Regions from separate parts of the Homo sapiens genome. Here region 2 is linked to region 1. A link is a loop called in an ENCODE intact Hi-C map of the cell type or tissue named here. Cell type or tissue: Calu3. All regions are shown on one strand. Links, peaks and the distances in the headings refer to the core of each region. The heading gives the core; the rest is flanking DNA. Region 1 has its middle 19 kb from the start of UBE2E2-DT. Region 2 overlaps UBE2E1 (ubiquitin conjugating enzyme E2 E1).

What was found. Peaks named below come from ENCODE experiments on the same cell type or tissue, not always from the same donor. Only the 100,000 strongest peaks of a DNase experiment are listed, where the experiment ranks them.
Region 2: it touches region 1 in a loop (2.7-fold over the local background); 14 of 110 quality-filtered maps call a loop at or near these places.

Annotation. Positions count from the first base shown.
Region 1 is chr3:23,182,559-23,185,475 of GRCh38, forward strand. No RefSeq gene overlaps it. Among named protein-coding and RNA genes, the nearest start is that of UBE2E2-DT, 19 kb to the right of the region's middle. In Calu3, for the core only: no CTCF peak of the experiment used is centred there; a DNase peak (open chromatin) is centred at 1,363.
Region 2 is chr3:23,809,156-23,812,072 of GRCh38, forward strand. UBE2E1 (ubiquitin conjugating enzyme E2 E1) reads left to right here. Exons shown (of 6, transcript NM_003341.5): 3 at 2,305-2,355. Among named protein-coding and RNA genes, the nearest start is that of UBE2E1-AS1, 3.7 kb to the left of the region's middle. RefSeq lists an enhancer at 908-967 and a silencer at 1,438-1,757. In Calu3, for the core only: no CTCF peak of the experiment used is centred there; DNase peaks (open chromatin) are centred at 1,316 and 1,816.

The sequences.
Region 1 (2,917 bases), core at 239-2,738:
CATGCCTGTAATCCCAGCTACTTGGGAGGCTGAGGCAGGAGAATCGCTTGAACCTGGGAGGCAGAGGTTGTGGTGAGCTGAGATGGCACCATTGCACTGCAGCCTGGGCAACAAGAGCGAAACTCTGTCACACACACACACACACACACACACACACACACACACAAAATTTACCCAACACTTTTTCAAAATACATAATTTTCACTTCAAGTAGGTTTCTGAAATGCAGCAGTTTAAGAATCCATGCATAAATAAAATAAAAATAACTCACTATCTTTGAAAATATAATTTAGCCATGTATTTTGGGTGATTTATGTGCAAATGGAAAGGGGGAGTGGTCTAGATTCAAACTCAGGTGGTTTGAGTCAGACTCTGTCAATCCTTATAAGCTGTGTGACCTTGGGCAAGCCACTTCACTTCTTTGAGCCTTTGTTTCCTAGAACTCAGAGTTTAGGTTTCTGGGTTCTCTCTTCAGGTTGGAGAATATTATAGATCTGTTTCCCCAGAAAAGAGACTCTAAGAAATTTCCTAACACGAGTTTTATGGAAGAGTGCCTCTGAGAACAACATATGTGGGGGTGTTAAAAAAAAAAAAGGCAAAATTGGGCAGAGAGAAAAAATGGGTTGCAATGAATTGCAACAGAGTTCTCAGCTGATACTACAGGGAGCTCTTGAGTTAGGATAGCTCTTCAAAGCCATTCTAAATAAAAACACAGAGGCCTGGACCTGAACTCCCACATTGGCCAGCCATGCCATAAGGGCTGTCCTTTGGCTAATGGCAATTGATACAAAAGAGTGTGAGTTGCCAGGGCTCCCAGCAGCTGGGAGAATGAGTGCCTAGATTCTGAATGAGTGATCTGAGCAGCATATGCTATAAAGAGGAAAGCCATCTCGTTTCCTGCTCTGGAAGCGATATTCATTTTATTCAGATGTGTGGTCTAACTTCCACAACCCAGCAAGACAATTGTGAGGGTCCACAGTGAACCACCTGTTTTAGGAGGGGTTCCTAGACATAGACCCTGAGATGAGGATTCATACTAAAGCAATTTATTAGGAAATGTCCCAAAACAAACCAACAGGGGAAGTGAGATCAGGAAAGGAAGAAGGCCAAGCAAGCAAAAAGCAAAGTCCTACAGAAGGTAACATAGGCTCAGTTCTACAGGAGACCTTTGGAGAGGGCATGTGTACTTCCTCAGAGTTGTCCCCACCAGGGAGCAAGGTATTCTGCCCATTTATTACCCCCTACCCTACTCTGCACTCATCAGTCATTGGTTAGGGACTGCCTCTGAGAAAACTTAACTTTCCAGGCACTTTCAACTCCCCAAGTGTAGACAAATTAGATTCCAACCGCTTGGGGGCAACCCTTCAACAAAGACACAGATGCTACCTTTCCTGGGAGTGAAACCATACAGGGAACCCATGTGCCTTAAAGTGGTAAAGGGACTGGGAAGGCTATGGATGGAGAATTCAAAACACGGAGTAGAGGTTCATCAGTTTTTAATAAACCCACGTGTCTTATTGCCCAGGTGGGCACTGAGCCCAATTATTCCAGTTCTCTGTCCTGTCTATGCTCAACTTGAGAAGAAAGAAATCGAATGTACTAATCCTTCTTTTTTTTCTTTAGCATGATAACACATTCTCCTGTAAGTAAATGCATACCAAAAAACACACACACATTTATACTTCTCTCGAGGACAAGGAATAATTTTTCGGTCAGGGCAATCCTAATCTAGATTAACAAAATACAACATCATCATAACTAGAACTAATCGTGGATTCACCCAACATTTTTCAAAATACATAAACTTCAAGTAAGTTTTTGAAACACAGCACTTTTTAAATCAATGCATGAAGTTGTTATTAGAGAATATATCTTAAATCACATGTGCCTATTTGCAGAATGCTAGGGAAGTTTCCTTTTAGTGCATCCTGGAAGAGTGTATTAGTGATCTCCTCAATGCAATAACTTTCTGAATTGCTTTTGAAAGTGATTTGAAAGAGCTTTTAACAATGTTCTTCAATACAAGTATTTGTGAGGTCATACCCCCACTAAAAATTACAATATCTGTGTTAAATTTCCTTACCTCCTTTAAAAATTAGTGATTTCATTAGATGACATCTATCAGCATTGAAGACTCATATTAAGGAGGTTCATTTCAACTAATATCTCATTCCCAAATAGTACTTCACTGTTCAAAATTAAAAACTCAAGAGAGAACCCCGTAATAAGACAAAGACTGTAAGGACTTAGTTATTTGGCAACTCCCTCTTTTATGGAGAACAATTTTGGGGAACAACACCTGCTTTACAATGACAAACAAAATGAAAGGAAGCCAACATTAACCACACTTAAGTGACGGTGTTTATTTGCAGGTGGGAAAGGAAGGCTATGAGGTGGGTGCGCAAGCTTTATTAGATTGCTGTAAATAGACTTTCTTTTGCCACCTTAGGGTCTCCTATCAAATCTAATACCAAATGCATCTCTATACAAAGGCTAAGAAAAGGGCTTTATTCTCTTTCACTAAATGACGATTTTGAAGGAATGACTTAGGTATGTTACTAAGCAGTGACTTTGATATCATACCTAAATTTTTACAATCTACATTGTAAGGTATATAGGATTATCTGTAATTTGGGGAGAATCAGATTTTTTGTTCAATTGCCTTAATTTCTATTGTAATATTGGCTTTGTCTCTAAATATCTTATGATTAGGTTTATAAATGACTATGAAGCTCACAAAAACGTCTAGTAACTAAAAAATTGCAGTGGGCTCCAACAATTTGGTCCCTTTATAATTCAAATTTTTTATCTGCTAAAAGAAGAGACACAATATCTTATCACCTATGTTTTATCTGATTTTGATTAGGAATTTGAGCTACGTTTCCTATTCTGTTGAAGACACACCGAAACCAGACAA
Region 2 (2,917 bases), core at 308-2,807, 630 kb after region 1:
CAGGGCTTTTGTTTTGTTTTTGCAATGAATTTAGCTCCTTGATAATCTTGCTGAAAGAGTAGCTATTAGTGTTAAAGCAGACCTAAAGTTAATAGAAAAAGGTAAAAAAATGGAGAGGGACAGTGTATCCAGGAAAGAGAATGGGGAAAATTGATGTTAGTGGGACCCTATAGAGGCTGTTCTGTGAAGTATATTGATTTGGAAGGTAGGTGTTGCCCATAGAATTGGAAGGGGCACATTCACCAGGAGTAGGAGTGAAAAAGAAGCCTGAATTGGCAGACTAACAGGCTGCTAACTGCATGTTGGAAAGTGGTTTCTAAACCGTGGGTAGAGGAAAGCCCCCATTGCAAGTGGTCTGAACAAGAATGACTCTCTGGAAATAGGTATGAGTTACTCCTGCAAATCTCTTGCCAGTTTTTTGGAAATGCAAATGCTGTCTGTCAAGATGAAGTTGATAAAGCTTTTTGGTATTAACGCTTCTTAGGTATTAAAGAAACAACTACCTTTTTTTGTGACTATTTTATAGTGGGAGTTGGGTTGGCAAGGAGGACTGAAGTCAATATGTATTTTTATATGCGTTGTGCTCCGGGGAGGAAATTTTTGCCTACGTGTGTAGGTCTTAAAATACAGTTATTTGAAAAGATTCAGGTAAAGAATCAGGAAACCAATTTTCCAAACTTTGAGTCTAATGTACAGTCATGAGTCAAACAGCGGGAGTATGAATGTCTCAGAAATGAAACGCTTTTTGATAGTAGAATTTAGCAGGACACAAATACGTGTCAATTGAGATTGTGAACAAACCCCTTTCTAAAGTTGACAGATACGTAGGGACAGGAAATGTCCTCCAGTAGGAAGGTTTATAGAACCTCCCCCAGTCGTCGTCCTTAAAACCTGTTCCTCATTACATATAGCTCGTCCGTCCTCCTACCCGCAGAAAACCTTTGGAAAGGAAAACGTATCCTTTGTGAATTAGATTGCTCTGTGTGTGTGTTTAAAATTTTTTTAACTACAGTGCTGCCTCGGTGAGATTTTTAAGTTGTAACATAGCCCCATTGGGCTTTATATGATAGGAGGAGGAAAGGTTATAAAATTAGGCACCGTTTAGAAGGTGGAAGAAGCTTAGAGGCCCTAAACTGTCGTATTAATTGATGCTCTAAGTGCCTAGGTAAGCAAAAGACAAAGGCCAGGGCTTGGTGTGAACTGCCTGGTGGCTTCGGCCTATGAGTGGGGGATGGGGCCCTTTGTGAAGTCGAGGGTTGGTGCGGAGGGAGAAAACTGCAGGTCTCCAGTCTATCCCCAGTGTGAGCTAGAGAGCGGACCATGAAGGAAGTGGGCAGACCCCGGGAAGTTAGAGGACGCCCGGGGAAAAGCAGGTCCGGGGAGGTGGGCCGAGAGTCCCGGCCAGCGTGCGGGGCGGAGGCAGGGTCCGGTGCACCTGTGCGGCCGCGGGCCGGCCACTTGGGGTCTGTGGTGCCCGAGTGGCGGGCGGGGGTGTTCGCGCCCTGCTTTCGCGCGCGGTCTCGGGCCAAGGTTCTGGGCGCCGGGAGAGGAGAGCTGGGGCGGCGCGGAGCAGCCCCCGTGCGGGCACCCTGTTCCCCTCCCCCGCCCGCAACTTCACCGGCGCGGCGCGAGCCGTCGGGGGCGCGCGCGGGGTGGGGGCGGCGTGGCCGGGCGGTGGCAGCCCACCGCTGGGGAGCGACCTGCGGTCTGGGCCTCCCGGGCACCCCGCCACGGCTGGCAGGTCACTCGGGCCCGAGGGGCCTCGTGGGGAGCGGCCATGTTGGCTTCGTCACTGAGGACTCCGGGCGGGTCGGGTGTTGAGCGAGGCCTCGGACCTTCGGCCTGTCGGGGGCGCCCTGCCGGGGTGGGCATGGGGGCATCTGAGGGGTGAAAGGGGCAAGGGAGGCTGGAGGCTGGCGTCCTTCCCACGCACCGATGGCTGTGATCTCTCCGTGCTGGGGAGAGGTGCAGGGGAGGGACTGAGGAAACCGGTCGGCAAGTGAGAAACTTTAAAATTAGGTCCTACATGGAAAACACCGAGGAATAGAACTGCCCTGGTGTGCGAGGCAAGGTTGGAAGCCAAACTTTGCAGATGAGAACAGGAGATTCCAGGCTGCCTCACTTCCTCCGTGAAAAGTTTTTTTCCTAAACTAGGGACCTGAAGTTCTTGATGTGTAGTTCCTCTTTGCCCAGTAGAATCCAGTGATCGCGCTTAGGTTTATCTGCAGACCTGCACGCTACAGGTGGGAGGCTTCCGCGCCTTAATGCTTCTTGTGTTTGTCTTTCCCATTTCTCCCACTCCAGAATTCAGAAGGAGCTGGCGGACATCACTTTAGACCCTCCACCTAATTGCAGGTGAGTTGCTTTTCGGATTTTTTCCATTTTTAAAATTCTTCTAACCTTTGTCTTGGGTTTTTCTTTTTATTATATACTTTTTCTTTGATTCTTTGGCTAATGCTTGTTATGGCACTAACATCACGTAACAGCTGAAATTTATTAACCTGAGTATAATGTTTTGATGAGCCTCTGACAAGCTCAGTACTGTTGAGAAGAAGTAATGGATTTATTTGGAGTGGATTTTTACATATATGAAACAAAACTAAAGTAAATTTAAAGGTGTCTCCTTGCCTAATCATGGGTCTTTGATATGCCATTAAAGATGATGTAAAACCTTTCAGATGCGAAGGACATTTTGGTTTGGAAAACTGCTTTGCTACAGTAATCTCTTATTCAATCTCTGCTAAGCTAAGAGAACATTAGAGTTAAACACTGGATCTTCAAACTTACTCCATAGCATATAGATTTTTTATTAGACTTTTGGCAGAGCAATTCAGGAAACAATTTCTGGCTTTGATAAAGGTTTTCTTTTAAATTGTAGAGTTAAACTTTCATGGGGTGTTTTTTTCACTTGCTTTAT